Linked DNA regions of Mus musculus: all the other regions are linked to region 3. The links are chromatin loops, found by intact Hi-C in ENCODE. Cell type or tissue: heart. All regions are shown on one strand. Links, peaks and the distances in the headings refer to the core of each region. The heading gives the core; the rest is flanking DNA.

The links. Peaks named below come from ENCODE experiments on the same cell type or tissue, not always from the same donor. Only the 100,000 strongest peaks of a DNase experiment are listed, where the experiment ranks them.
Region 1: it touches region 3 in a loop (3-fold over the local background); 10 of 42 quality-filtered maps call a loop at or near these places.
Region 2: a loop joins it to region 3, with 9 times the contacts of the local background. A loop is called at or near these places in 13 of 42 quality-filtered maps.
Region 4: a loop joins it to region 3, with 6 times the contacts of the local background. A loop is called at or near these places in 26 of 42 quality-filtered maps.

What each region holds. Positions count from the first base shown.
Region 1 is chr3:86,543,191-86,551,184 of GRCm38, forward strand. The region is part of intron 40 of Lrba (LPS-responsive beige-like anchor); the gene reads left to right. Mab21l2 (mab-21-like 2) reads right to left here and starts at 5,093. Exons shown (of 1, transcript NM_011839.4): 1 at 2,860-5,093. The coding sequence starts at 4,501. The coding sequence ends at 3,422. Gm31677 (a long non-coding RNA gene) reads right to left here. Exons shown (of 5, transcript XR_375777.3): 1 at 7,844-7,994; 2 at 7,578-7,636; 3 at 5,761-5,824. In heart, for the core only: no CTCF peak of the experiment used is centred there; a DNase peak (open chromatin) is centred at 3,721; H3K4me3 peaks cover 4,510 bases; H3K27ac peaks cover 3,314 bases.
Region 2 is chr3:86,264,705-86,272,698 of GRCm38, forward strand. All of the region lies in intron 2 of Lrba (LPS-responsive beige-like anchor), which reads left to right. Among named protein-coding and RNA genes, the nearest start is that of Gm26343, 6.7 kb to the right of the region's middle. In heart, for the core only: a CTCF peak has its summit at 3,792; no DNase peak of the experiment used is centred there.
Region 3 is chr3:86,756,717-86,764,710 of GRCm38, forward strand. It overlaps Lrba (LPS-responsive beige-like anchor), which reads left to right. Exons shown (of 57, transcript NM_030695.2): 53 at 666-833. Among named protein-coding and RNA genes, the nearest start is that of Gm52625, 10 kb to the left of the region's middle. In heart, for the core only: a CTCF peak has its summit at 5,139 (motif pointing left); no DNase peak of the experiment used is centred there; H3K4me3 peaks cover 334 bases; H3K27ac peaks cover 1,782 bases.
Region 4 is chr3:86,324,025-86,332,018 of GRCm38, forward strand. Lrba (LPS-responsive beige-like anchor) reads left to right here. Exons shown (of 57, transcript NM_030695.2): 19 at 982-1,090; 20 at 1,677-1,758; 21 at 3,575-3,698; 22 at 4,140-4,332. Among named protein-coding and RNA genes, the nearest start is that of Gm40083, 34 kb to the right of the region's middle. In heart, for the core only: a CTCF peak has its summit at 4,650 (motif pointing right); no DNase peak of the experiment used is centred there.

The DNA of each region.
Region 1 (7,994 bases), core at 1,659-6,658, 210 kb before region 3:
CCCATTACCTGTGGTAGCTTTTACAAGGCACTGCATAATTTCCTATTCTTAAATGAAAATGTAATTTCCCCTTTCAAAGGTATTTTGATTACTTTTCAGACCATGGCAATTTTACTTTACTTAGAAACATTTCTGTTTTTTAACACAGTCATAAAGCCAAAATAATGTTGATTTTATGAAAGTAAGTACTATAATTTGTTCTGAGAGGAAGCAGTTTATTGAAAAATAACCAAGTAAGTGTCCTGTAGAAAGAGTAGTGGTTTAAAATGGAATAATTAATTTTACTGGCTTGTAGTGTGTGTGTGTGTGTGTGTGTGTGTGTGTGTGTGTGTGTGTGTGTGCGCGCGCGCGCGCACATGCGTGCCCATGCGGGTGCATGCGTGCAGTATGTACATATTCTATTTATTGGTAGCCTCTTCTGTTTTGGAATCATGTGGAATTGTGAAATCTTTCTAATTTGGAAGTATTTCTAAAAAAACTTTTGAGAAAAAATAATGTTATAATTTTGTTGAGCTTTACAAACAATTTCTTATCTCAGCCATGTTTGCTTTAAGTACTTTGTTTCCATACCACTGTCTGTATCAGGAAGAACTTGCTGGAACACATGAAAAGAAAACCACGAGAGAACTGGTTAGTTACAGTTAGATAAATTAGTGACTCTGGTACAGAGAAAACTTGAATTCTGAACTTTTATCACCTCAAAATGTTTTCTACTTTGTCTCATGGCTAAAGTATATGAAAATATATTATAAATTCATTATGAAAGGCTACCAAAATTATTTAAACTCTGATTCCTGACGCTTCAGAACTTCAGAGAGACTGAGACTTCATTCAGAATACTTTACTTTTGGGACATAGTTTAAAGTCTAAAATCTAATCAATGGTGTTTAAAAACTTTTTTCAAAATTAAGATCTTTGTCAGCCTTTGAGAACAGGTTCTTTGAAGCTATTTGTTCTTTTATAGGAAGCTGTAGCTTTTAAGTTTTTTTTGTCTTTCTGTAGCATAATTACATTAGTTTTCTTTCTCTGTTGCTTGTAAAACATAAGATATTTTACCTTAATCATGAAATTTGTCTTGTACTGAAACCTTCCTAGTTCTCCAGACATCAACATATTTGAAATTAACTTCAGCAAATTATTGATAGAATATTTGATTTAATATTGACATTAATGCTAAAAGATATTTTTATTGTAAACACTTTTCTTGACTACATTTTTAACATTAAAACCTTTTTTAAAACTTGCATTAAATAAGGATGTGAGGATATCAAATTGGGTTGTTTTTTCTTGTCAATACTTAGTAACTTTTTCATAAGTAGTTGGAAGAAGCGCTGTTCCGTGCTACACATGCTTTTTCTTGTGCATGAGTCATTTTTTAAGAAAGCATTTTAACCTTTTACACCAAATACTGTGCTTTAAATGATTTGTGTACACCTCTGAGTAGCTATTGCTTTATATTTTCAAACATACTCCTTTGAAAATTTTCTTAAAATTCAGACCTTCTCCTTAAGAGGATAAATTGTTTTATTGTTCAAAATAATTAGTGAGTGCACTGAATTAATGAGTTTGTTTTTATTTTTACAAGAAGACACAACATACACACACACACAGACACACACACACACAGACACACACCCGGTACTAAGTACATTGAAAGGTCAAAGGTATTTTCAAAGTAGGTAGCCCCTAAGCTTATATTTTTGACACAGAATTACTTTTCCCAGGGCAGCCTGAGCTTATGCCTGTTCTGTCAAGTGACCTGGTGCTTCAGAGCCCTGGGAGCTTCCCAGGGCTCAGTAATCTTAGTCCTCCTGTTCTTAGCCCCACGCGCCCCTCCCCCACCCAGACTTCTCCTCTGAATACTGCCTTGTACAACATTTTCTTCTATATCTTTCACTTATAGATTAAAAAATAGATGAATTTAAAAAATAAAATTTAAATATTAGAGGTAGTATTTAACATATTCTGTTCCTTTACTTCACATGGTCAAATCTTGTCCTTTGGCCAGAAAACAAACCAGTTTCTTTAGGATATTTTCAGTTTTCCTAATTATTTTTTATTCCAAACAGTTATTTTATTGCATGTAAAAGAAATCTTATCAGAGTTGAAACATTGAAATGAGTCTATGGGATTGTTACCTGAGAAAGCAGAATATGGAAGGTGCTTTTCCTATTTCTAAATTTTTGGAGTAATTATTTAGGTCATAAAATAGTTTTAAGACCTTTATATATAGGTAGATTCAAAATAATTTTTGAAATTTAATTAAAATGATACTGTTTATTGCATTCATAACTAAATCATTAAAAAACCAAAGTAGTTATAAATCTGAATTGTTCATATTACCAGTTGCTAGAGGAGAGAAATATTGCAGTGACTATTTTATTATTTTTGGTGTCTTTGATTTTCTTGCTAATTTTATTTATTATTACTAGTTGAAACTTAAAAAGAATAGTTGAAGAAAGAGCATGACATGACTTCATTCTTTAAAAGCAATTTTAAAAACATTTAGAACTAGATTTTAAAAAACCTTACAGCATTAAAAAAATCCTGATATAATTTTAAATAGGCTTTTTTATTATTTTAAATTTTAGGATTAACAATATATTGTTTCACACTTTTCTTTTTTAAATATTGCTATTAACATAAAATATGTGTTATATTGAGTAAAATACTTATTTTACTTTTTACTAAGGATTTTGGGGGAGATTTATATAATTAATTCTCCAGAATATGCTGTATTTTAAAGTTTGCAAATCAGAGTTCAAATGGAAGCTTCCTGTATTTAGTTCAAGTTCACATCTTGTAAGTTAGAAAGTGATCTCATCTGCCTTCATTCAAGAACAATCCGCAAGCAGCCAATTACAATGTAAAGTAATATTTTTATTACTGGTTTACTGGTTTCAACAAGACATTTTAGGGCGGGGGTTAGGGGTGCAAAAGGAGGAGGCAGGGGCACATTGACATTGGCACTGAGACACATTTCACATCAGTAAAACTTTGTAAAAGAAATTTCACATATAGTTAAATAATTATTTTCACTTGGTGACAATCACGCAAGCAACCCAAAACAAGGAGGGGCGGGCGTAAAGAAGGAAAAGAAGGGAAGCTACTATACATTGATTTGAAAAATGTACCTTGGGTTTCATTTTGTGTTCGCAAAGCCGGATTGCTTCTTTTGTGCGATCTTTAAATTCACATTGTTTGGAAGGAAACGATCATTTTTGTGCAAGAATGTTATTTTTGGGGTGGGGGGGTTGGTTGGTTTGCCCTCTTTTGTTTGCTTCTTAATTAGGATGTCTTCTGCCTACTCCCGTTCTTTCAGGTGATTTACATAAAAGTTTGTGTTTCGAGTTTTTGCTGTTGTTGTGTGTTCTGGGAGAGCATGCCCATTTATGTTGCTTTCCACGCAGTCGGCAGCACTCTATAGTTTGTCCAAGCTTTTGGGATTGGTGAGGATTTCCCTGGCCAATCTCCAGGTCTGCTTGGCAGCGCTCTCCAGGGCCGAGTGGGGCTTACCCTGGAAGAGGTCGAGGTTGGGCAAAAAGTAGTGAGGGCAGCGGCGGCACTGCAGGCAGGAGATGAGCTGTAGCAGGATGCCGTTCAGACGGTCGCCCAAGCAAGCCTCGTCCCAGTCCGTTTCCCTCGGGTGTTTCTCGCACTCGTACAGCAGCAGCGTCTTCATGTGGTAGTTATTGAGCGGCTGGCCAGGCAGCTCCAGGTGGCGGTCCCGCAGCGTCTTCAGCACCGAGAGGCACTTGTTTCTACAGCCGCCCATCAGCAAGCGGTTCTCCGCCTCACCGAACTGCAGCACCCAGGCGTCGCTTTCTGCGGAGCTCTGCTTGCCAGTCAGCGAGTAGCACTCCTTGGAGAGCAAGTTGAACCCTTCGGCCTTGACCTCCGCCACCCGATTGGGGCCGGGCCAGGGGATGTGGGGCATAGGCCACTGTGCCGCGCTGCGAGGCCAGATCCCGGTGCACTTGAACGCTGGGGTGATTTGCACCACGTAGCGCTCCCTGATGCGCAACTTGACCTCACTAGTGTCGGCGATCATCTTGACCACGTCCCGGTAGCTGCACTTGTCCACCGCCTGGGCTACTAGTGTCTGGAAACGCGAGCGGATCTTGCGCGCAGAAAGGTAGCCAGACGCTGTGATGAACTCGACCCAAAGAGACATGCTCCGCTTCCGCCCATCGCTTAGTTTGAGCACGGCACAGCCGGGCAGAGATCCGTCGTCCACGAAGTTGAAGACTCCCATCTGGTTGAGGTAGAGTACCACCTCGAACTCGGTGGGCGAGATTACCTCCAGCCCCTCGTAGCGGGCGTCAATCTCACTCAGAGAGCTGATGAAGCGGGGCTCTTGCACCTCCACTTCCTTTAGCACATCCGACACTACCTTGCAGACTTCTCGGATGGTCTTGGCGATCGCAGCCTTGCGCGCCTGGCAGCGCTCGGTGTAGTATTTATTGAGCTGGTAAACCAGCTTGGCCTGAGCGGCGATCATGTTGGGGCACAGGTCCGGGCTGTACACCGGCGTCTCGCAATACGTTGAGGGATCCAAGGCTCACGCACTGGTGGTGGCCCTGCGGCTGTGGAAAGGCGGTGCGTTCCCCCTGAAGCCCCAATTTCACTCTTGCTTTCCACCTGGGCTGACCGGCTGATGATATAGCCGGCTGGCCTTTTCTTTTCCCTCTTTGGAATTTTCTTTTCTTTCTTCCGCAGAAAATTAGAAATAATATTATTTAGGGGGGAAAGTACCTGCAAAAATAAAGACGAGCCTCTCCTTGTGCGGGAGAGATGGATGAAATCGTGAGAGAGAAAAAACTAGGTTACCAAGAGGCTAGGCTTAGATGTCCGCAGCAGCCACGATTGCCCAGATATCTGGAAATGAAGTCTTATAAGTGCCAAAGTAAATTTAAAAATAAGACAAAAACATTCAGTGGTTCATTCTGAAACTTCTCCCTCGATGGTTGGACGCCTTCGCTCAGCGTAGGTGATGCCTTCCTTACCCTCCCCCAAAAGGAAAGTGAAGGATGTAATTAATGCCCGGAGAGCAGCGAAGTACAGCTCAGGCCGCAGCGCACTCTGAGGTTTGCAGACGCCCCGCGCGGTCTCAGCGTGCTAGTCTCCTCTCTTCTCAGGGGGTTGTGTCGTAGCAGTTTTCCTGGCTTCCTACTGGAGGCGTTGTTTGGATTGGGTTGGTTTGTTTGTGGTGGGTTCTTCCTGCCTTTCTCTAGGTGCAAACTGCTGCAAGTTGTTTGATATTCTTTTCTGCCTCGTTATTTATACTTTTGGCCCTAGCAAAATCTATTTTAGTGTGACTAAATCGTTGCTTACGTTGTATCTGGTGTGCAGGTCTAAGGAGTCCGGGTTTTTCCTCTCCTCTGGGTTGCGTTTGCAGTCTCTACCTCATCCCCCTGTCCTCTGATACCTGCCCCCCACACTTCTCTCTCTCTCTCTCTCTCTCTCTCTCTCTCTCTCTCTCTCTCTCTCTCTCTCTCTCTCTCTCTCTCTCCTTAGTTTATGAATGGTTCTGGGCCACCGTGAAGGGGTGGAGCTTCAGTTCCTACAATCCCTATGCAAGCTGTCAGTGCTTTAGCCAATCCGAGAGAAAGAGAGAGAGAGGACAAGCTTGGGACCTCAGCAGCCACCACACTGCACTTGATAAAGGGGGCGTGGGGGGTGAGAAAATGGGACTAGACAGAAGCCAAATGCTCTCACTCGTTTCATAGTCCCATTTTCTTTTTTATCCTCTTTTCTTACCGTTGCAGTGAGGAGGAGAGTCTTCATAGAAGGGATTCTTCTCTGGGTATGGCTGGATCAATTCCTGCAAAGTAGTAGTGCTTTCAGTGAGCTTCACTTTTGGTTTTAAGTCTCTGAACATTCTGCAGAAGGTGCAGACTCTAACAAACTGTCTTTGGCTTGAAGGCAAATGAGAGCAGGAAGGGGAGCTTAAGAAAGGACTTAAATTTTGTAGTCCCCCCCCCCTTCTCTTTCCCTCCCATCCCATTGTTGCCAAGAGCTGGAGAATTGCTGTGTATGTGTAAAGGAGGGGATAGGATGACAGTCTATAACCATAAATCTCTTGTTAGTAATTTCCATATGCTGTTAAAAATACAGAACAGGACAAAAACTACTCCAGATATGTTTTTGATCCTTATTTCATAATTTAGATTTAGCTATCTTTGTGTCATTATTTTACTCTTATAGGAATTTACCAATAACTAGAGAGAAAATATGTGAGTTTTGAGAAACTGTAAGTTTATATATTAGCATACATTACTTGGTTATACTTGCTGATTGAAATAAGCTACCAAAATAGTTTAGACTTAAATTAAAATGAAGGAAAAAAATGAGCCTGAATTCAGGTTTTCTTAATTTTTTAAATACTGTGACGTTAATTGTGAACATATTCTTGGGCAGTACTGGTTTAGAATAATTTTATTTTCATAATTGATTCTTGCTTTTAAAGGAGTTGACTGGGATAAAAATCTATAACTTTACTGTTATTGATTACCCAGATGGCCTTCCTCCTCCCCTGCATCCCACTAAAACTCAGTCGCTCTTGTTCCTTAGAATATGTGTTATCCTTAACAAGCTGTGTGATTGCTGCCTCGTAGGACTTTTGGAAAAACAAGGGCTGCAGCAAGGTGATTCACTTGCTACTGGGAGTTTATCTCAGAATTTAAGATGCCAGGGCTCTCAGTTGTTTTAATACACTCAGGTAGTTAAGGGCTATTTTTAGGTTGATTTGGCAGATAATATTTAAGCCGTGGGTTATGCATAGGGAAAATAAAATCTTTAGCCCGTTTTTTTTTTTTTTTAAAAAGCTGTGTATAACTTTTGTAAAACCCCGTAGGAGAGCTTGACTTGCATTTTTTGAAACCTACCAGAACCTGAATTCAGTTGCTACCGAGAGAGCTAATGTTTCTTTCTACTGGGCATGAGATGCTTGGATCCCTACCCCTTCATTCGTTCTTAGTCTTTGGTGGTCCGGAGGGCTGGAGACTTGACCCGCCTCCACCTTGATGCTAAAGCTCCTTTCTAAAGAGTATTTGGGTTTTTCTTTTTTAAACCAAGCGGGATTTATCGCTTGGGGGCCGTTTTAAGTAGCGAGGAGTTGGGAAGAACCTTGCAAAGTAAGCATCAGAGAGCCTCTGGGACAGTAGTTTCATGGGCGTTCCTAAGAGTGAATGCACTACTAGGCGGCTAGCTGCGGCCAGCGGTTTCCCGCTGGTCAGGGAGGCTTTGGTGCTGCAGGACCCAGACCATGCCATGTAGCCGGGTAACTAGTGCGTTCTATAGTCCCTGCCTTGGAGGTGTTACAGGCCAGAGGGGTGTACTCCCGTGGAGTATGGGACCACAGGGAAAAGAAGCTTGGAACAAATCCCACAGGCAGTGCTGGGCGGGCGGGGACTGGTGGCAAGGCCCAGGTGCAGAGTTCCTCCACATCCTCCAGGGGCCAGATCTGCAGCATGCATGTGGCCAGAGACGCCTGTGCGAACCCTTGTAATTCTGGCTGTCTCAGCTCGGCCTGCCACGTCTTCAAGCTACAGGACACGCGCACCCACTGCATTCACCTCTGCCAGCTTGAGCAAGTTTCCTCACACCCTTGTCCACCGTTTCTCCACTTCTCTTCCTAGAGGCAAGGATGATAAAACGTTACAAATGTTTTGATTTAAAAACAATTCATTACCAATTTACCCTGTCTAAGGTAGATGCTCTAGTAAATAATAAATCAGTTAAACAAAGGCGACTTTAATTTATCGCTGTGGTGCTAATTAGAAACATCATTCGAGCAATAAACTTAAACACTTCCAGCAAACACTGCACCCCTCCCCCTTACCTCTCTCCACTGCCTTGGCTGAGAGCAGGCAGCTTCTGCTGTTTGCGGCTCCTATCCCTGGTTGAATAATTGAAGGGGGAAACGGTATCTGAGGAGGCTATAATTGAAGAGCCCCTGTCACCTCTGCTTTTATGTATGTTGGTGTAGAAGT
Region 2 (7,994 bases), core at 1,228-6,227, 490 kb before region 3:
AAGTTAAAAAGGACAGTGTGCCCACATCTTGGCAGCAGGTTTGCAGATGCCTACATCATGGTTGTTGAGATAACAAAGGCCAGCAAAGGCTAAAGGTGAGCGTGTCTTAGGTCCTGTCTTGGCAGTTTCCTGAGATTTATCTTTGTACACATAACAACTTGTCCAAGATCCAAGTGACTTTGGGGAGTGGGAGCTGTAGCTATGGAATATTCCATTGCAGGACAAGGATTCAGATATGTGGCTGGAAGTAGGCCCAAGAGCAAAATACTGCTGTCTCTCTTAGCCCTATGGAAAGATAGTCTTAGGATCAGAGTAGGGTTTCATGTGGGCACATGTGCTGTACTCTATGCAAGTCTGGAAGCGTTGGTGTTGGAGCAGTACTGATGTGGAGGCATATCTGACCACTGGAGTCTGAAGTAACAGTGTACTTCTGGCCTCTCGAGAATCCTTTCTTGCTTTTGAGTATTTTAGGCCATCCAACCTTAACCTATCCTTCTACTAAGATGCTTAAAGATTTTTGTTTTCCTTCAATATTTTGATAAATATTTGTTTTTTCCGTGTTGGAGAGTGAACTCTGTAACTTTATTTTTTTCAAAACACATTTTTAATGATGGTTCTTAAACACTTTAACCTGCCTTCTAGCTTACCAGAGGTAGTGGGAAAGAAAGGACACAGGGGAAGTAGACCTGTTTAGAAAGGTTCTTTGGAGCAACTACCATCTGCATTGTCAGGAAATTGACAGTTCAGTTCACAGGTCAGCAGCGGCAGCTTGATCCACTTGCAAACATTTTACGGATATATCAGCAGTCCAGTTTGGTAGAGTCAGGATAGCAAACACGAATCAGCAGCCATGGTGCTACCTAGCAGAGACAGCCAGGCCCCAGCCTCAGCACAAGTCAGCAGGAGGGACCAGGGCCAACAGGAATGCCAGAAGTTCTCAGCTGTGCCTCTCTCTGCAAAGCAAACATCAGCAAAGACCAACAAGCGCTGCACAACTAGCTCTATAAAGCAAGCCTAGCTTAGCCTCCATCACTATCCATAGAGTCCTCTTTATACCCTCCAAACATTCCATGTCCTCCATGGGGCTTGCCTCAGTGAGTGTCTTGCTTCAACACATGAATCTGTCTCAGATGACATCACTCTACCAATCAGCCCTAGTCCGAGGAAGTGGCAAGAAGCCTCAGCACACCAGCAGAAGTTTTTTGGTGTGTTTCTGTCTATAGAGTCCTGACAAATGGAGCTCAACAGCACTTGTAAGGTGGATCAATAACATGCATGTTGTTAGCACAGACTACTTCATCATGTGTCCTTTCACGTGCTTGCTTTAGCACCTGTGTCTGCTTCAGTGAAATGTTCCTTCATGTGTTTGCCCCAGCAAAACACCATGTAACATAACTGACTTCCCAAAGAACCCTTAAGTTTCCACTAAAGAACTCAGTTCTCCTTCTATGACAAACAAGTGCTTTACTGATGAGTGACACCCTTAGCCATAGTCATTTACAGTTTTGATCAGTTTGAAATGTGTTTTGATTTCAAACCTGTTTCCAACTAAATTTTTCCATACTTATGACGTCTTGCCTATTCTAATGCAATCTTACTGATTTTTAAAAATCCCCTTCGTATCTTGAGATGACACTTAAAATGAAACACAGAAAAACCGTACTGCATAGTGGTGGGGTACATAGACATTGGAGTTAGCATGCCCTGGTTTTATTTCTAACAGCAACACTTTCTGGTTCTGAAATCTTGTACATCTGTTTGTGTATGCCTCAGTTCCTTGAAATAAGAATGGTACAGTACTTTTATGTATTTGTAGAATATTAAATGAGTTAATATATATATATATATATATATATATAAACTCTTAGTTCTTGATAAAGTGTTTAAAAATTGCTTTTATTATGGTAGTTTTCTTTTATTTTTGGTCATTTTGTGGATTTTCTATTCTCATCCATAGCTAGCTGACATTCATGCACAGGTATTACACTTTAAAAAAAACCCGTTTTGAATTATGCTTTAATCTTCTGATAGAGGTACTTTCCTATTGTTTCTCTTTTTTTCTCATGTTTCGTGGCTATTCTTGCTTGATAACTTTTCCCAAAGATTTTATACACACACACACACACACACATACATATATATATATTTTTTTTTTTTTGGTTTTTTTTTTTTTTTTTTTTTGGTTTTTTGAGACAGGGTTTCTCTGTATAGCCCTGGCTGTCCTGGAACTCATTTTTCAGACCAGGCTGGCCTCAAACTCAGAAATTCACCTGCCTCTGCCTCCCGAGTGCTGGGATTAAAGGCATGCACCACCACGCCCGGCGATTGTATATTTAATTTATTTTCTACTTATAGAAAGAAAAAGGCAGAAAGATTTAAAAAGCTTATAGTGTTCTTTGTTTTTTAAATTCATTTTCTGTAACTGATAACCCATTTGAAGTTAATAATTTCTCATTTTCTTTTTCTTTTTTTTGTTTTTGTTTTTTTTGTTTTAAAGATTTATTTATTGTTATATGTAAGTACACTGTAGCTGTCTTCAGACACATCAGAAGAGGGCATCAAATCTCATTTTGGATGGTTGTGAGCCACCATGTGGTTGCTGGGATTTGAACTCAGGACCTTCAGAAGAGTAGTCAGTGCTCTTAACCGCTGAGCCATCTCTCTAGTCCCTCAATTTATTTTTCTAATCTTTGTCTTTTTTTGTGGCCAAACTTCTGTCATGACTTTATTGATGGGTATAGACCTTCTGTTTTATCCCAGTATACTTTGGATATTGCGGATGTCTTAACAGTATTTCTAGATTATTCTTATTCCTGAGCATTTTTAGATATTGATGAGGATTAAGTCTAAAAATATAAATTATTTTCAAGAGAAATTTTTCAGAGAAATTGTATAGTGATTCAAGAATGCATTCTGAGAATCTTGCTGTTTAAGGTGTCTGAAGTGTGGAGATTGGGTTGTCATCACAAGTTTATTGGCAGTTATTGCAAGGAATAATCATGGTATTTATTTGTGATTGAATGGTAGATTTTGTTTTTTTTTTTGAGACAGGGTTTCTCTGTGTAGTCCTGGCTGTCCTGGAACTCACTCTGTAGACCAGGCTGGCCTGGAACTCAGAAATCGGCCTGCCCCTGCCTCCCAAGTGCTGGGATTAAAGGCGTGCATTACCACTGCCCGGCAAATGGTAGATATTTTAAAGCTATAAATTGAACAATCAAAGTACACATTACATTAACATTTCATTGTAAATTAGATAGAACATGAAACAAAATAAATAAAATGAAGGACAAATAGCCTGGAAAGCATTGCCAGTTTAAGCAATATAATGTTTATAGCTTTTTCAGAATCCCACTAAAAGCATTTTTTCCCTCCTCAAATGTAGACTTAAAACTATTAAAAATTTCTTCTTTTTTATTCTCTTATCCAACAACATATTCTTGTGTTACAGTCTAGCTTTGCTTATTTGTAATTAATTAACCAACTAATTAATTTGATTCTTTGAGACAGGTGCTCACTGTAGCTGCCACAGCTGGCCTTTCACTTGCTGTGTGGCTGAAACTGGCCTAAAATTTTTGCACTCTCTGCCTACAGATATATAGTACCACACCTAGCCTAATATACTTCAAAAGTATCAGATGAATTTATTTATTGAAGAACCTGGAACTTATGACATTTCATAGTGTTTCTGTCTGGATGTAGTTAAACATATCCTGAGGTCCTTTGTATTTCCTGCATTTTGGCAGGACAATCTAGAGCCTTTGTCAGACTCAGCTTCCATTCCTGTAACTAGACTGTAGGTGGTGCTGTGCTCTTTCACTGGAAGCAATTATGCCTGGTTTCTCAGTGTGAGTGATGTTATCGGCCCTGGTATTCACCATCCAAATGTATTTATTTGCCTGGATCTAAAAACCAAACCAAACCAAACCAAACCAAACCAAACAAAACAAAACAAAAAAACAAAAAAAACAAAAATAACAAAAAAATGTTGATAGTGTCTGTCTGTCTTTGTCTCTCTCTCTTTCTCTCTTTCTCTGTGGTATGTGTGTATTTAACTGGAATCTTTCAATGAAGAAACAGTTATTTGTTTATCTAGTGGTATGGTCACCAGTGTACATTTATAGAGGGCAGAATAAATGCATAATTCTTTCCTTTAATTTACTAATTTCCACAGTATATCCGATAATTCTGCTTTATAATTATTTTTTAGAGCAGTGGTTCTCAAGGGTTGCATATCAGATATCTTACATATCCGATATTTACATTACGATTCATAACAGTAGCAAAATTGCAGTTATGAACTGGCAATGAAAATAATTTTATCTTTGGGGGTCACCATAATATGAGAAACTGTGTTAAAGGGTCGCAACATTTGGAAGGTTGAGAACTACTGCCTCAGAGGAAACCAGTAAATTTGTGATTTAAAAATTCTATGAATGAATGGATGATTGCAGTGATGCTCATCACTGAACTACAGATTGATGTGTCTGGTCAGTAGGGTCTAATAGGTCCAATAGGTCTAGATTGGCCCTTTTGTTTTAAAGATTTATTTATTTATTTTATGTATATGGGTACACTGTTGCTGTCTTCATGTTTTCAGACATACCCGATTCCATTACAGATGGTTGTGAGCCACCATGTGGCTGCTGGGAATTGAACTCAGGACCTCTGAAAGAGCAGTCAGTGCTCTTAACCACTGAGCCATCTCTCCAGCCCGAGACTGGCTCTTGAGTCTTTTTGTCACAACCTTTTTGAATTGATTATATTCCTGCTATTGTGTATGGCAAAATAACTTAAGCTCAGTTTTTCATGATTTTCTTTGGTCAGAAGTGCTTTTTCAGGGTTTCAGTGTGGGTACTATGCACAATCGTTATTACTTTGTTGGCTATTGCTTTGTTTTCACTACACACATAATATTTTTAAATAATACCAATTACAGTTTTATGTATTGAAGTGTGTGTGTGTGTGTACATGTATATGTGTATAGATCCAAAGATTAATTATCTTCTGAGTTTCTAGTGATGCTTCTGTTAAGCAAGAGGTTGGTTGTCCTGATCCTTACAGTTTGAGCACATTCTTGTCTGTATCTACTTGAAGTGTTTTCATCAGGAAAGACTGTTAGATCTTGACAAATGCATTTTTTGTGTTTATGGAGATGATCATATGATTTTCCTTGTCATGTTATTCATGCAGTATATAATCTACTGTTTTTTGCTGTGTGTACATATGTATGTGTGTGCACAAGAATGTGTGTTTGTGTATGTAGGTGCCTGTGCATTTGTGTGTGGAGGCCAGAGCTCAACCTTGTATATATATATTTTTCATCCACTGTCTTTCTCTCTTTTTTTTTTATTGTTTTTTTTTTTTTTTGGACACATGTTTTCTCACAGGCCTGGAACTCTTCACATAGCTTAGGCTGCTTGGCCAGCAGGGATCCAGTTGTCTCTGCTTCCCCAGGGTTGGCATTAAAACTATGCCACTTTATTTGGCTTTTTAAATTTGTGGGCCTTGAACCTAGGTCCTAGGTATTTTACTGACAGAGGCATCTGTCCAGCCCCATATTTGTTAGTGTTTATATGTTAAACTAAACTTGCATTTCTAGAGTAAATATGATTTGCTTATTGTGTGGAATTACTTGTAGATGTTGCTAATATTTTTGGTCTCATGTGTAGTGATCTCTCCTGTACTTTGTTATGTCTGGCACAGGGGTAACACTGGCCTCATTGACTGAGTTGAAAGTTTTCTCTTCAGTGTTTTTGAGGAGTTTGTAAAGAATCACACTAGTTCATTTTTTAACAGAAACTATCAGAGCTCCAGCTTTGTTTTTGATTACTATCACTTTATTTGTTTCTAGCCTATTTATCTTTTCTCTTTCTTTTAGAACTAGTTTCAGAAATAAGTGGCTTTCTAGGAATTTGTTCCTTTTATCTTAAGTTGTTACTTTAGACATAAATCTGTTCAGAGTATTCTTTTGTAATCTCTCTCTCTCTCTCTCTCTCTCTCTCTCTCTCTCTCTCTCTTTCTGTAAAGCTGGTAGCAATGTGCTCTCTTTCATTTCTGATTTTAATGATTTGATTTTTTTTTCATTTTTCTTGATCAACCACATTAAATTTTGTCAATGTTTTTCTTTTTTGAGACACAGTCTTACTTGAATTTGAGAATTCTTTAGATTTTCTATTGTGAGATATTTGGTTTTCAAATATAGTCTGTAGTTTACCATTTTATTCATTATACACATATTAATATATTAATTATACATATTACATATACTTATACATTTTATGCAAATATTAATATATATTAATTTTTTATAAAGTCTGATTCAGTAGTTTTCCCCAGGGAATGTGCTTTTGGGTCTGAAGTATAAGATATAACAGTTCATACTTTTTGGAGAAATAGATTATTCTTTTATATTTTCCAAATCTTACTGTTCTTTAAAATAAGGCTTCAGATTAGTAACTATAAAATCAACAATACATTTTAAAGTAGCTTGGAAGCCTTGAGTGACTGGAAGATTGAATGGTAATAGTTGCAGGATGCTTGAACAATAGGAATATTCAGTAGTATGTAATTTTACAGCTATAGACAGATAGACACAGTATTGAGGTGATTGATTTGAATATGGGATGTATGACCGTTCGCTATCTCTCATATCCCGTGGTGTTTCAGTCCATGTAATGGAAGTTCAGTGGACTTCTGACTACTTGTCACCAGTGACAGATTTCTGATTTTTAAAATATGACAGTGTTATAAATCACTAGTTTGCTAGATTGAACTAGTAATCTATTAAAGAACATGGCTGTATTTACTGTGGATAAATGCAAATTTAAAAAGGTTCTGTGTATGAAGGTTTAAATGATTTATTATCCTTCAGTTCATTCCTGAGTCTGAAGTTATGTAATGGATTTAGAAAATTTCATTTCCTGTTTGAAGGTTTAAATTTACATATTTTTCTCTAATGCAAGTATGGAGCTTGGCCAATAGAATATATAGTAAAACTCTCTGAGAATACTATTGCTTAATTTTTTGGGGGTTATATTACAATATCAACTCTTTTAAATGTATAGGGTAGGTGATTAAGTATATTCACTTATTATTTTGTGGGTAGAGATTGAGGGAGAATTAAAGAAATGGAATCTGTAAGTGGCTAAAGAATTTGTGTTCACATGAGCATTCCTTCTCTTTAATTTGGCTTCTTTTTTTCTATCAAGTTGCAATTCATATTGGTTTTAGTATGGTTTTTCTTTTCAACAGGAACTAGCCAGTGGAACAGCTAATCCTATAACAAGTCCTTAGTCCACACAGTTGTGTTGTCTTGTATTCTTTTGAGACAGGCATTTCAGTTGCTGAGGCTGTAGTGTGCACCCTCAGAACGTTGTTTGTTTATTTACTTGTTTCTTTCTGAGGCTGGCCCTTGGGTTTTATAGCCCAGGCTGCCTTGAACTTGTGGTCTTCTTGTTCCATGCTCACCACGGCTAGGATTATAGGCACCATACCTAGATCTACTTACTTTTAAAATTGAACCTTTTGTTTCAAGACATTTTTCAGTCACATGTAGTTGAAAAATGTAAGAAGAGAAATCCTATCTTCTTCATCTACTTTCCTCTAATGTGAAAATCTTATGAAAACACTAGAGTGATACAATCAAGATAAAGAAACTTTCCAGCACACACGGGTGCCTCCTGATGTCCTCCTGGCCGAGCCTCTTTCTTCTGAAGCTGCACCGCATTGGAACAGCTGAAAACCACCAATCTTTTTTTTTCCTTCATTATTTTGCCAAATGAAGAATATTATATAAATGGAATTGTATGAATTTCTGTTTTTTTAAATCTAGTACAATATTCTGAAGATTCATCTATATTGTTGTGTATATCAGGTGTCTATTCCTGTTTATTGTTACATAGTAGGTATGGTGAAGGTCTGTTTTCCAGCTACTTTCTATTTCCAGGCTATCAATGAGTAAGTAGCTATAAATATTCATGTTATATATTTTTCCT
Region 3 (7,994 bases), core at 2,033-7,032:
TGCCTAGGTTCTTATGCACTGTTCTCAGTCCTCCCATTAAACCACTATAATCTTGATTTCATCATCACCTCAAAGGAAGTTTCATCATTCAGAGAATGAGAGCAAAGAAAGAGTGGCAGGGTTTGAATTGCAACCATGATAAACTGTTACTTTGATCAAAAGTTAGTCCATGGAGTCCTGGTTTGGAAAAGTAGAAACTCTCTTCAAGGTGACCTAAGAACAAAAGAGCTTCCATATATATCATGAACTCAGGCGAGACTGCGAGTGAGCCAAGCCCTGGAAGTCAGCAGGCTTTGGGTTTGTGTCACAGAGTAACTCAAGAAAGTGTTAAATGGCTCCAGTGTAAGTGTTCTCCTGGGCTGCTTTAACCAGAAAATATTATTCTTTAGTAATTTATAGTAGCTGTTCATAAGGATATGGTGTCCTCATACCCAAGTATTTGTTGAAATAGTTTTAACATATGCCTTTCTAAAATCTTATCACTATTCAATTGATTTTTCTCACTATTATAAGTAGCATTTAAAAACAAACAAAAAAACCCTGCCAGGTCAGAACGTTCTAAGATCTGAATTGTCACGGCAGCATTGTCTTGCGGGTTATGTATTTGATAGAAGTTTGCCTTGTCTTTTAATTGTGCCTTAAAGAAAAATTGTTTTATATTTCAGGAAAATTGATCCAAGTGGTGTTTGGCCATTGGGATGTTGTCACTTGCCTAGCTCGCTCTGAGTCGTACATAGGGGGAAATTGTTACATCCTCTCGGGGTCACGTGACGCAACTCTTCTTCTGTGGTACTGGAATGGGAAGAGCAGCGGGATTGGAGATAACCCTGGCGGTAAGTACAAGCTTGTTTTTAAAGTGAGCTTTCTACATCATATAGAAGACTAGCACCTTGGGTAGAAGCTCTTCCATCATGGTGAGAATGAAACTGAATCACCCAAGTAGCTGATTTCTAAATTCACTGATAATTCATGTTCATATGTGAACCCCTTGTTTTCATGTTATACCCATGCTTGGCTGCACTAGTGTCACCAGCTAAAGTAGAGGTGTTCTCATGAACAATATAACCTGTAACATAAAAGAGAAATTACATATTTTCTTGTTGATTGAATTCATGTTTTAAAAAAGAAAATTAAAAGTTATAATTCCGGAAATCTACAACTTTATAATACTTTCATTTACATATTAAAAGATAAAACAGGTCATAAAAGGCCAATATGGAAGATTCAAATCGGCTCCTGGCTTTTCAGATGGGAAATGGAAATGTTCACCAACAGCATTAAATTCCTTCAGAAACTGCTGAAGGCAGTAAAACAACAACAAAAAAATGTGTAACCATTTAAAATTGTAATTCACAGAAGGCAAAAAAGGAAACAGCCACCATTAAAATCAACCGCACACAGCTGCAGTCAAGAGATGGCTTTAAAAAACACATTAAGAAGTAGGAAAAACAATTAAAGGGACCACCTGAAAAATGAGAATTTAATTAAAATGATTATGACAACAGAGAAGAGTTCCTGTAAGAATAGCTATAGATTTCTATCTCATAAGGTAGACTCTGTGACTGTTCTTAAATATTTACCGTGTTTTAATTGAGAGCTGCTTGCAGTGTATTTGGCTAAGGAAAGCTCATGTTATTACCTGAATACTGCACCTTGTCTGGGTGTAAATGTATTTCACCTTGTCACATTTTCGATTGACTTCTCTGGGTTGTGAAAAAAATGGGTAGTACTTGTGTGACAGTGAACACTTTGTTCAAAAAATGCTAATATTTATTTCGTAAAATGCAAAGTTTTTTTAAAGCTATTTTTTTTCTTTTTATGCACTTGAGAGATTTTTGCATTAGATCACAAACATTGTATTCAGTTAATATCTAATGGACCTATTTCTGACTTTAATCAAAGATAATCTTATATGTGAATAGAATAGAAAAAAGTTAAAGTTCTGATACTGTGGGCAATCCAGTCTCAGCGGTCAGAGTGAGCTGTAGTGTGTGTTTGTACTTTGGGGAAGTGTGCTTTGTGCACATCTCTGACTTACACAGACAACTCTGCTTTATATATAATTACAATTAACGTAAAAGGATAGAACACTCGGGGGCTTGGATTTTCTAAATATATACTATGACCCTTTGATTGCTGTGGTGGCCTCTGATGCCTCTCCCGTCCTGGCCTCCTAGATTGAGTGACTACTTTCAGTTTCTCTTTTCCTGTTTTTCTAAATATAAGAGTAATTATATCAGGCAAACCTAAATTTGGTAATACATAAATCTACCAGTTTGTTATTTGTCTCTCAAAGAATTTAGGAAAGCCTTTTTCTTGCCTTACAACGTTTTGTGCATGTATAGCAGTTTGTACCCACGAAGACAGATATGTGAGTCTTTGTTTTTCACTCATCGTGATTACCTTCTCTATGATACGCAGTTTCCAGCCTTGTGTATTCTGAGAAACAGCTAAAGCCCTACTGGCTATTCCTGCATGGAACTGTATAGCATTTCAGAGATTTAATTATGTTTTAAAATTAGAAAACTTTAGATTTTCAGAGTATTTTATATCTACTTACACATTAAATGATATATGCATGTATTTAAATATGTTGTTTATTTAAGTACCTTACAAATTGCCCTAGAGATGGTTTTTGTATGTATGTCATTTAAATAGTGAATCAAGAAGGAGTGATCAAACACTGAGATTCACTGTAAGAGAAATCTAAGTTCCTGGCTCTGCTGTGCCTCCCCCCCCCCTTTCTCTCTCTCTCTCTTCTCTCTCTCTCTCCCTCTCTCTCTCTCTCTCCCTCTCTCTTGTCTGTAAAATAAAGCAATGGTAGGAACTGTTATCAGAGGCACAAGGTGTTCAGCAGACATAAATCACTTCACAGACTCCATCTTGGCTACATATTAAAATGTTGCATGCAATGTCCACCATTCTCTCGTCTGAAACATGGTGGGCAGTAACACCTAGAAATGTACACAATGAAGAAGAGAAAAAAACAGAAACACAGAACATCTAATACAATTTTCAGAAAACTGTAATGTATTTTGAATAACTTATATTACCTCATCTTTTCTGGCCCTTTTATAATATCTGATGCTCCAATTCAATTTCACTTTACCTTTGAAGAACGAGTCTGTAAGAAAGACAAACAGGTACTTTTTCTTACTCTGAGAATTTATACACATTAGGGAAAAAGATTAAAAAGCCAATCTAAGCTTTTAAAAACAAATAGCAGACAGTCTCAACTGGTTCAGTTCTCTGATCCTCTGGCACAGCGAAAGCTGTGAGCAGCCACTGAAGGCTGAAGCCGATGCCTCAGATGAGCGAGCGTCCAGACTCCTGCCTCCGCTATGTCTCAAAGCGACAGGAAGACCCCTGAGAACGGCCACATGCTGGCATGCACACACTTGTAGGATGGCTGGTAAATACACAGGAGTACTTTAACCTCAATATTTTTATTACATGAAAGGAAACAAAAAAAGAGGTGGAGAGCATCCTATTGCTTTTTTCTGCATTTTATAGTTCCTAGGTTCAGCAATTTAATTTTATTTTAAATTCTAAAATTACAAGAAGAGTTAGTGATTTTACTTGCAAGGATCATAAGCAAGAGCCAAATACCATTTTCTTCAAATCTAATAATTGTTGCTATATAGAGAGTTGGTAGCTGTGTAACTATTTTAACCTAATGTTATACAATGTTAATATGTGTATTAGTTGGATAAAAATCAGGGTAACTCAACTTGGATAAAACCTATAAATAGTATAATTTGGAGCTTTAAAAATGACTTGGATGTTTTATGAAACCTGTCTAGATCATGCAGCCAAAGGCTTGCTCTCCGCAGGCAGACAGGCCGTTTTTCACCTTTGGCTCTATTGTCTTGCGATGGTTATCTGCTGTGGAATGCAGCTTTCCAATAAGAAGGCTGAAAATAGTCTTCCACTTGGTTGTGGATGGTTTTTGTAACATTAACCAGGACCATTTCAACGAAAGGTGTTTTCTGCAGAAAGCTCCGCACCTTGTGAGCTCACCCCAGTCCGCTCTCTTAGGCCAAGATTCCTCCAGTGAAAGGTTTTCCCTTCAGAACAATGCAGGCCGGACCAGACCACCTCCTCCAAATTCTCAGAAAGTATGCTCCTTTGGTTCACTAAATTGGTATTTAAATTAAACACTTCCAACTTTGGCATGATTGTCCTTATACAAACAAGATGAAAACATACAACAGTTATTATTTATTCACTAATTTATATTACACTCATAAATCATAAACTGGGATTTAGAAACTAACCATGTATGCCACACTTTTAGGTTTCAAAGTAATTTTTCTTTACAGCCTCAGTCTATTAGCTTTTGGAACAAATGGTTGCCGAATGTGAGGGTGCTGCATAGATTTGTGTGTGTACTATTTCAGTAAAGTACTTTAACATTCTTGCATTCTGGTTTTGATTTGATGGAAAGGTGGCATTTTTTTTTTTCCTCTTTGCAATCAGACATGCTAATCTATGTCAGCTTTCTCCTTATGGGAATGGCGTCTATGGGGGGCTGGTATGGGTTATATAACAACAAGATTCTGTTCTTTAAGAATATTTCAGCACCGTTAATTAGAAAGAAGATTTTATTAGCCGTAAGGCTAGCACTAACAGACTGCAGAGCTGCTTTTAAAGTACTGTATGCTGGAGCTGCCCTGCGTTTCCTCTGTCTAAAACTTCATTCTGTTACACTCTCATCAATCACTTTAGTCATTACCGTAAATCCTATAGTTGTTAATTTTACCAGTATCACCCTAATGAGACATTCCTGCTATAATTAAAAATGAATTCTAACGTTAAGGCATTCTAAATTTTTTTTAATGAATTTAGAATGATCCTGCCCTATAACTATAAATACCACTGGCACACAGACTACTCATCACGTCTGTAAGAGAAGTGGCCTAGGAACACGCCCAGGTGTGAGTTATTTGCCAGGTGCCAGGCACTTGTGCTTATGCATATGTATATTTTATGCATGTATTTAGGAATCATGTCCTTTTTGTCATAAAGGCTAACATGTTTTACTAAAGCTACTGATAAATTCTTATTCTTTGTCTTGGCAAAACATAGGCAACTGTAGTGCAGTAAGACTCTCTGTAAGCAGGTAGCCTAGAGCACCATCTGCTGGACACATTTGGGGACATAAAGCTCTCTACTGGGAAAGGCAAGGCCTGGAAACATTGGTGTATTTTGCCTCTAATTGCCTGTGGTAGATTATTCAGGGGTCTCAACTGTTGGCATATGTAAAATGTGTTAAACCTCGTATTTTTTAAACAAGAAATAATTTTGTTCTTCTGTTCCTACCCTAACCTGTATTTGTATTTGGGACTTTATAATAAGTGTTTTAAGCCAAGCACAGAATATGTCCCCCCCCCCCCAAAAAAAAACCCAAAGCACCCCAGTGTGTCCTGAGATAAAGTCGCATCCTAATGATCATAGGTCTTCAGGAAGGCACAGTGGGCAGACATGGCCTCTGTCACACCTACACTCCGTCTCTCACGCTTACTCGGTCTGTATGTGATGGCGGAGCTTGAGGCACATGGCCTTTTCTTTAAGAGACGGGGATGGGTCTGATTCTTTGTGGAGGACACCAGTTCTTACATATGCCTCATTCAGACCAAACCCAGTTCCTTCCTGGCCCACTGCACTACCTAATATCTTCATTTTCTTGTAAAATTCAAAGTATGGGTTTGAAGCAGTATGCTGGCAGTGTTCAGGTTCAGGTGACATTAAAAATACGCCTATGAAATTCTCCAGAAGGTCCAGGATGTTTAGTGCTCTGTGATGTAATGCAGGCCCTCAAATTCCAACAAAACAACTCTGTATTTACTTCTTGTAGCTAATAGTAGATGTGGTAAAAGGAATTATATTCATATGGCAAACGAATACAACTTTAATGTGTACCATATGCAGAGCAGTGGGGTGATGTGCCAATATATCACATTTATTTACCTTGTTTGGTTGCAGAGAAAAATCACTATACCATTCACCCAAGGGCTGCAGCCACTTAAATATGAGGACAAAGAAGCTGATTTACGCCCCCAAACGAAAACTGAGTCTCTTCATATGTAGACATTAGGGACAATCCCAAAGAAAGCTGCAAACATTTCATGCTCAAGAGAGACATTTTAATTTCAAATAATGGCTGAAATTAATATGAGAGTACACACTGCTGAGTGACTGTCAGTATATAGGCTCTCAGAACACTGAGAGGTCGAATATTACCCTGAAACTGTCACTGGTGCCCTGCCCCCCTTTCTCACATAGAAAAGTAGGCTTTGGTGCTGCTAGAATATTATATAGTGCACTATTCCCTCACCCCATGAGCATGGCTGTAGCATTACTAAATATGCATTTAGTTGAGACCTCTGGGCCAACATTAAACTATTTTCTACCACCTTCCAGAAAGGCTCATTTTACTAGAAAGATTGCATGAGACCAAACACATGTATGTACCTCGTGTTATGCAGTAGATATTCCTGAAGCTTTATGAGAAGCCCTTTCATATGAAATTATTTGTGTGTTTGTTTCTTTTAAAAACCCCACTTTTTCTAGTTACCTTAATTTTCACATGCTAGAACCATTACTTTATAGAGCTAATTTAAAGAACTAATTAACAAATTTTAGATTTGATGGATTTTTCTGTTTGTTCTTGTCTGGATGTTTTGGTTTTTGCTGTAGGATCTCCCGTAGTCTGGGCTGGGCTGAGATACCCTGATCCTCCCCCAAGTACAGGTGTGAGCCACCATACCTAGCTTGTGGCTGTGTCTTCTTTCTTCATTTGCTTTTTTGTTTTTATTTTTTTAGTTGCCATTACCTAGTTAGCCATATCATTGGATATCACATACTCACTAGTTTCTGAAGTAAGGTTTTTTTTTTTTTCAATTCTAATAGGCTTGGTCAGATTTCAAATGTATGATTAGAAGAGTTTGTTTTTGTACTTTATATGTATGAGTGTTTGGCCTGCATGTGCCCACAGAAGCCAGCAGAGGTCACTGGATACTGGAATTACAGATGGTTTTGAACCGCCATGTGGGTGCTAGGACTCAGACTGAGGTCCCCTCAAGTGCAACAGATGTTCTAAACCACTGAGCCATCTCTCCAGCATCTGGAAGTGAAAAAGATAGTGCCTGGAACTCGGTTCCTCTTATAGCTCAACTCTGTAACTACTGAGCATGCTTGTGTTCATCTTTATAAGTTCCAGTTTTCTGTAACTGAAGTAAGAAGATGATTTTATTTCCTTGGGGTGGTTTAGAACAAGTTTTTTTTTCTCAAAACAGGTCTTACTATATAGTTCAGGCTATCCTGGAACTCACTATGTAGACCAGGCTGCCCTCAAACTCAGAAGAGATCCACTGCCTCTGCCTCTGAAATGCTGGATTAAAGGCCTGCATCACTGCTACATAAGCACAAACCAAGATGTTTTTAATAGCTAAAGGTGTGAGAGCCCTGCATGGCTTTTAAAGTGCCTGCCTAAGTACATGTATTTACCAAAGAAGGTAGATACAGTAAAAAAGAAGTTCAGGGCCAGGTATTGGTGCATACCTTTAATCCCAGGCAGAGAGTCAGGTGGGTCTCTGTGAGTTCTAGGCCAGCCAGTCTACCTAGAAAGACACTGTCTGAGGAGACAGAGATCACCACAAAAACTATAACTAATCAAAATGGAGAGTGGTGGAGCTCAGCCCCAATCCCATACCTAAGGCTCAGGGAACATTGCAGAAGAGAGGTGGGAGAGACCTGAGAGCTGGAGGAGCACGGACTTTGCTGTGCGACTGTGTCTCCTGGTAACGTCAGCAGCTACTCCCGTAAAGTCTCATCAATATGGCCACCCAAATGTGAGCCAAACCAGGATGACACCAATGACCATGCCAAACTGGACAGGGAAAAGCCCATGAGCCCTTAACCCTACACCAAGAACTCCAGGCACCTGAGGGAAGCTGGGAGCAGGAGGTGGTCCTTCCCAGGGAAGCACACAT
Region 4 (7,994 bases), core at 1,957-6,956, 430 kb before region 3:
ATGAAAATTACTTAAATTACTAATGTGTTGGGTTTTTATGAGAATTTTTGTGAATGTGTGGAAGGCTTAATTTTGGTGAACTGAATCACCCTGTGTATACCTGTGTCATTTGCCTTGATCTAGTGATCTAGATGTAACAGCCGTCACATTCTATCTGTTGCTACTTCACAGTTTATTACAGAACTTTAGAGTTTGGAGGCAGAACAAACTGGTTGTGGTAAACGGAAGTCTTCCTGACCCCAGGTGCCACCTGCATGTGAAGTTTGTTATATCACAGACACATTATTTTCATACCTGTGACCGATTTCATTGTAGAAAGGCAATGGTGAGATGTGACAGAGACCAAATGGTTCACAAGATCTTAAGTATTTACTATATAGAAAAAAGTTTGCTGACCACAGAGTAGAATTAAAGTACATGATTTGTAGTTTGAAAGTTTATGACTGGACTGTTAATTTTAATGCACATATTTCTAGAGTGTTCAGTTTCTTAAATTATGTACATTTCTTTTTTTCTCTCTCCACATTGTGATTCCGATTCATCTATGTGCCTTAGATAACTGTCCCGAGTAGTGCGTAGCCCAGTGCTGGCAGATAGTTTGGGCTACATAGGAAGAAACCCACATGGACTGTAAACTAAACTAGAGATATATGGCTAAGAAAGCCATAGACCCTAGTGGGGAACTTAATACCTGATAATGCTCTGAAGAATTTAGTTCAGGTTTCGCTCTGCTGTTACATAGCCCATCTTGAGCTTTAGCTATTGCTTATATTGTGGTTAGCTTTGAAAGTTCTGGGTTGAAAACTGTGATAGTAATTGAGTTGGAATTTATAATCACACAGAAAAAAAACCAAACCAAACTAAACTAACCAACCAACCAACCAACCAACTAACCAAACAAATAAAAAATACACTTGTGTTCCCTTTATGTAGTTGTGAACCCCACAACTATATCTTGTGATTTCTTTGGTGTTATTTTAGGAGAAAAGCTGAAGTCATGCTTGGGCATGGATTGTTCTCGCTGCTAGCTGAGAGACTTATGCTTCAGACAAATCTAATCACAATGACCATGTATAATGTTCTGTTTGAGGTAAGAATGAAGTTAAGGTATATGTAGTATTATGGTGTATATTTAGGTGACTGTATAACGGCTGGTAGTTAAGTAAAATGAGATCATGTCTTTTAAAATGTACCACTTTTAAATTATTTACATAAAGGTAATATGGCTGCATTTTAGAAGTTTATTAATTATGAATTACTAAGTAATCTTGTTATCCTTATTTTGTGTTTATTCATTGTGTTGACTTTGGTATTCATTTTCTAATGATATTATCATTTTATAATGAAGTAGAAGTAAAAATATCATTATGGTATTAAAGGCATTTATGTGTTTGGACAACTTAGCATTGAAATTATAGGTTTATATTATAAGTTTCATTTTTGAGACAGCATCTTGTTCTGAAGCTCAGGCTGTTTCAGGTCTAGCTCTGTCTGTCTTCAGGGCTGGCTGTCCAGTCTTGGCAGTCCTCTTGCCTCAGTGTCCCTAGAGCTGGGACTACAGGCGAGGCCCACACCCAGCTGCACTCACTGAGCTTTGCTTAGGACTGTGCTGCGACTTCCTCTGTAGCGACTCATCCATGTCTTGTGCTAATGTAGCTTGTTGTTTACTTTTGCAGATTCTTATAGAACAGATCTGTACTCAGGTGATCCACAAACAGCATCCAGATCCCGATTCTACAGTAAAAATACAAAACCCTCGTATGTATCTCACACTCTTTAAAATTACTCTTTTCTACTCTACAGATAAGTCTATGAAAACCCGAAAGTTAATATGGAAGCAAGTAAACCTTTTGTAGCAGAATCGTTTACTTAGGTTTTTATTGCATGTTACACCAGTTGGTGTCGTTACTTGGCTTATGTGAAAGGTTTAAATTTTATGCATATGATCTTGGTTTAGTTTTTTAGAGAAGTTTTTATTATATTATTTAGTGAAGTTAGGCTGAATTACTTAAACAGTGGTGAACAGGTTTTATTTTAAATTGCTGCCAATATAGGAATGCCAAGTTTGATATGGGACACAGTCTTATTTAACTTAGAATTCTTATATACTAAATCTTATTTTTAAGATCATGTCATCAGAGTAAAGGATTTTCAGAATTGCAAGTACTTTTTGTGTGGGGAGGAGTTCTAGTTACCCGCTGTGCTGCTTCTGTGTGTAGTGTGCCACATCATAGCTTTTTTTTTTTTTAAAAGAACTTTAAAAAATTTTTATATTCTATATTATTGATTGTTTGACTGGTTGAGATGGGTTCTCTGTAGTCCTGGCTGTCGTGGAACTAGCTTTGTAGACCAGGCTGCCCCTCAGAAATCTCCCTGCCTCTGCCTCCTGAATGCTGGAATTGAAGGCGTGCACCATTACCACCCAGCCATTGTATCAGTTTTAAAAGCAGGCAACTTCCAAGTTCAGTTTCCTCTGCTTTCCAAGACATATGATGCCATTCATTGTTCAGAGCGAAAAGGGAAAAACTTAAATGTAAAAATTTTAGAGTATTTTATCAACTTAGAACATGCTGCTCTAACATAGTAGCTGAGACTGGATAGTTGAAAAGAATAGAATTTGCCTTTTTCCAATTTTTTTTTTTTTTGCTCAAAAGTCCAGGCCAAAGATTTCTCTATTTGTTCTGGTGAGGGCTGCTCTGCCCACTGAGGAAAATAGAACAAGAACAAGCAAGCTGAAAGCTGCCCTGGAGCCCTAAAAATATGGTCTTCCTCTCATTAGTTGGAGAGAACCCAAGGCTTGATGACTTTTAATGTCCCACCTCTTAACCTTGTCACGTCGCAGGCTGCACCTGCACTTTGGAGAGGACACACTCTACTCATACCGTTTGACCTTTTAGTATCTAACCACTGTTTCAGGCAAGGCAGTGGTATATACTGTGTGTTTGAGTCACAGCTCACTTGGGCCTGGAGAGAGAAGAACACTGACTCTTCTCTCAGAGGGCCCAACTTTGAAGACGATACACAGTGTCTACATTCTGCCATGGCATCCTTCAGCATGCTTGAATGTGTTTTTATTTTTTTTTATAGTTTTAAAATTTTATTTCATAAAGGAAAGGCTGTCTATATGCAATACATTTTATTTTAGAATAAGAATTTATCTTTTCTCCTTAAGATTTTGAATATGGTGGGAATTTTTGTTTTATGCTCAGTTTTACTCTTTGGCAGAGACTAAACATTTTGTTAATTTATAACTTGAGTGTATTGTTTGGACTGTGTAAATGGTAACTGGCTGGGTGTAGCTCAGGCACCTGCTTCACCATGTCAAGGTCATTTGTTGGAGGGGAGACAATCAGCTTGACATTAAGTCATTGTCCTGTTGAACAAATATTGGCTCCTTTCTATAAACTTACAACTTCTCTAAAATAAGTGTTAAGTCAGCATGTTTCCCCAAGTTTTACAAGATGTTTTTAGTAGACATTTATAAAGGAAAGCTCAAGAAATCATTTATATTAATCTACCTTCATGAATTTTTTTGTTGTGTTTGGTTTTTACTTATTTATGAACTGTCTTACAGAGATACTAAAAGTAATTGCGACCCTACTTCGAAATTCTCCCCAGTGCCCAGAGAGCATGGAGGTTCGCCGAGCATTTCTTTCTGACATGATTAAACTTTTTAATAACAGTAGAGAAAACAGGAGGTAAGCTGGAACAGAAAGCAGCTATTTACAGTATTCATGTCGACTTTTGGGTGATTCCAGTTTGTCTTAGAAAAATTCCTCTTTATAAGTGTGAGGAAATAACACACAAGAGCTAGAATTTTTATTACCACATTGTTAAAACTGCTTTGGATGTATTATAGATAACTATGGCTTGGGTCCAGCCCCCAGCCCCACATTGGGAATAGGGTTTCACACAAGCCCTACCTGTCCTTCTGTAGAACAGGCTGGCCTGGAACTTATAGACCAACCTGCCTTTGTCTTGTGAGTGCTGGGATTGAAGGCATGTACTAACAAGCCTGGCCTGGTTTGTCCCTCTTCCCCACCTCCCCCATCTTTCTTTTTACAGACAATTAGTCTGTAGAATTCTCTGGTGATTTTATATTTTGTAGTAATTCAATATTTTTTAAAAAATATTTTCAGGAGCTTGCTGCAGTGCTCTGTGTGGCAAGAATGGATGCTTTCTCTCTGCTATTTTAATCCTAAGAATTCAGATGAGCAAAAGATAACAGAGATGGTGTACGCCATATTCAGAATTCTGCTTTACCATGCAGTCAAATACGAGTGGGGTGGCTGGCGAGTGTGGGTAGACACCTTATCCATCACACATTCAAAGGTAAGCTGCCTTATGAAAGTGTATGATGTTTTAAGTAACTGTAATTTTGAATTTTACTCATGTAAAATATTAATATGCTTGAAATAAAGGAAAAAGGCAAGTTATTTTCTGAAAATAAATGAAGTAAAACCAAAGGCATTAATAAAAATATTCCTTACTTATATAGATCTGAAACAATTATTTTCCAGTGTAAGTATTATATGTGTTTAAGTAAAATTGAACATCATGGAATAATATATAGAAATTTAGATATTTATGTATGCCTTACTCAGATTCTTTTTTTCTGAATTTTTATTGTTGTTAGGAAGTTTTGAACACAAGGTGGCGCACCATGTTCAAAGATGGGAGGTTTTTGTTTTTGTTTTTTGTTTCCCTCTTGTAAATAATATAAAGTTGAATAAAAAGAAAAGTTCTGGCTCATATTTGCACTTTGCTTAGTCAAAATCAGGTAAAAAAAATTGGTTTCAAAGAAAATCTCACCTATTTTCCTGTTTTTAACTCAGTGTGTATGTGACCCAGGATGGCCATGAGCTTAGTAATCTTGTCAGTAGTGACCTGGGGCTTGTGAGCCTCCTGCCCCTACCTTCTAAGGTTGAGCGGTCGGCTTCTTCACTTTCACTTCTTCCAGCCTGTTCTTTGCTTTTTTAGCTTAAAAATTTATAATGAAATATTAGAGACACTGAAAGATACAAAGAACAAGGGGCCTAATACTTAGCATTTATGAAATTAAATACCCGTTCTCAAATGTTTTGTCTGTATCCTTCATAGCTCCTACTCCCATTCCCTACTAACATACTTCAATGTTACTATTTATGTATCTTCTTTATACTCTTAGTGAAGTATATACCATATATAGTTTTTTTTGTTTAGCTAGCTCAAGTTATTGAGCCTAGTGCAGTCTATATGCTAGGCATTCTCTCTTGGGTCTTACTGTCAAACCTTTACATCTCTTTTTTTTTTTTTTTTTTTTTTTTTTCCATTTTTTATTAGGTATTTAGCTCATTTACATTTCCAATGCTATACCAAAAGTCCCCCTTACCCACCCACCCCCACTCCCCTACCCACCCACTCCCCCCCTTTGGCCCTGGTGTTCCCCTGTACCGGGGCACACAAAGTCTGCGTGTCCAATGGGCCTCTCTTTCCAGTGATGGCCGACTAGGCCATCTTTTGATACATATGCAGCTAGAGTCAAGAGCTCAGGGGTACTGGTTAGTTCATAATGTTGTTCCACCTATAGGGTTGAAGATCCCTTTAGCTCCTTGGGTACTTTCTCTAGCTCCTCCATTGGGAGCCCTGTGATCCATCCATTAGCTGACTGTGAGCATCCACTTCTGTGTTTGCTAGGCCCCGGCATAGTCTCACAAGAGACAGCTACATCTGGGTCCTTTCGATAAAATCTTGCTAGTATATGCAATGGTGTCAGCGTTTGGATGCTGATTATGGGGTGGATCCCTGGATATGGCAGTCTCTACATGGACCATCCTTTCATCTCAGCTCCAAACTTTGTTTCTGTAACTCCTTCCATGGGTGTTTTGTTCCCACTTCTAAGGAGGGGAATAGTGTCCACACTTCAGTCTTCATTTTTCTTGAGTTTCATGTGTTTAGGAAATTGTATCTTATATCGTGGGTATCCTAGGTTTTGGGCTAGTATCCACTTATCAGTGAGTACATATTGTGTGAGTTCCTTTGTGATTGTGTTACCTCACTCAGGATGATGCTCTCCAGGTCCATCCATTTGGCTAGGAATTTCATAAATTCATTCTTTTTAATAGCTGAGTAGTACTCCATTGTGTAGATGTACCACATTTTCTGTATCCATTCCTCTGTTGAGGGGCATCTGGGTTCTTTCCAGTTTCTGGCTATTATAAATAAGGCTGCTATGAACATAGTGGAGCATGTGTCCTTCTTACCAGTTGGGGCTTCTTCTGGATATATGCCCAGGAGAGGTATTGCTGGATCCTCCGGTAGTACTATGTCCAATTTTCTGAGGAACCGCCAGACTGATTTCCAGAGTGGTTGTACAAGCCTGCAATTCCACCAACAATGGAGGAGTGTTCCTCTTTCTCCACATCCTTGCCAGCATCTGCTGTCACCTGAATTTTTGATCTTAGCCATTCTCACTGGTGTGAGGTAGAATCTCAGGGTTGTTTTGATTTGCATTTCCCTGATGATTAAGGATGTTGAACATTTTTTCAGGTGCTTCTCTGCCATTCGGTATTCCTCAGGTGAGAATTCTTTGTTCAGTTCTGAGCCCCATTTTTTAAGGGGGTTATTTGATTTTCTGAGGTCCACCTTCTTGAGTTCTTTATATATGTTGGATATTAGTCCCCTATCTGATTTAGGATAGGTAAAGATCCTTTCCCAGTCTGTTGGTGGTCTTTTTGTCTTATAGACAGTGTCTTTTGCCTTGCAGAAACTTTGGAGTTTCATTAGGTCCCATTTGTCAATTCTCGATCTTACAGCACAAGCCATTGCTGTTCTGTTCAGGAATTTTTCCCCTGTGCCCATATCTTCAAGGCTTTTCCCCACTTTCTCCTCTATAAGTTTCAGTGTCTCTGGTTTTATGTGAAGTTCCTTGATCCACTTAGATTTGACCTTAGTACAAGGAGATAAGTATGGATCGATTCGCATTCTTCTACATGATAACAACCAGTTGTGCCAGCACCAATTGTTGAAAATGCTGTCTTTCTTCCACTGGATGGTTTTGGCTCCCTTGTCGAAGATCAAGTGACCATAGGTGTGTGGGTTCATTTCTGGGTCTTCAATTCTATTCCATTGGTCCACTTGTCTGTCTCTATACCAGTACCATGCAGTTTTTATCACAATTGCTCTGTAGTAAAGCTTTAGGTCAGGCATGGTGATTCCACCAGAGGTTCTTTTATCCTTGAGAAGAGTTTTTGCTATCCTCGGTTTTTTGTTATTCCAGATGAATTTGCAAATTGCTCCTTCTAATTCGTTGAAGAATTGAGTTGGAATTTTAATGGGGATTGCATTGAATCTGTAGATTGCTTTTGGCAAGATAGCCATTTTTACAATGTTGGTCCTGCCAATCCATGAGCATGGGAGATCTTTCCATCTTCTGAGATCTTCTTTAATTTCTTTCTTCAGGGACTTGAAGTTTTTATCATACAGATCTTTCACTTCCTTCGTTAGAGTCACGCCGAGATATTTTATATTATTTGTGGCTATTGAGAAGGGTGTTGTTTCCCTAATTTCTTTCTCAGCCTGTTTATTCTTTGTGTAGAGAAAGGCCATTGACTTGTTTGAGTTAATTTTATATCCAGCTACTTCACCGAAGCTGTTTATCAGGTTTAGGAGTTCTCTGGTGGAATTTTTAGGGTCACTTATATATACTATCATATCATCTGCAAAAAGTGATATTTTGACTTCCTCTTTTCCAATTTGTATCCCCTTGATCTCCTTTTGTTGTCGAATTGCTCTGGCTAATACTTCAAGTACTATGTTGAAAAGGTAGGGAGAAAGTGGGCAGCCTTGTCTAGTCCCTGATTTTAGTGGGATTGCTTCCAGCTTCTCTCCATTTACTTTGATGTTGGCTACTGGTTTGCTGTAGATTGCTTTTATCATGTTTAGGTATTGGCCTTGAATTCCTGATCTTTCCAGAACTTTTATCATGAATGGGTGTTGGATCTTGTCAAATGCTT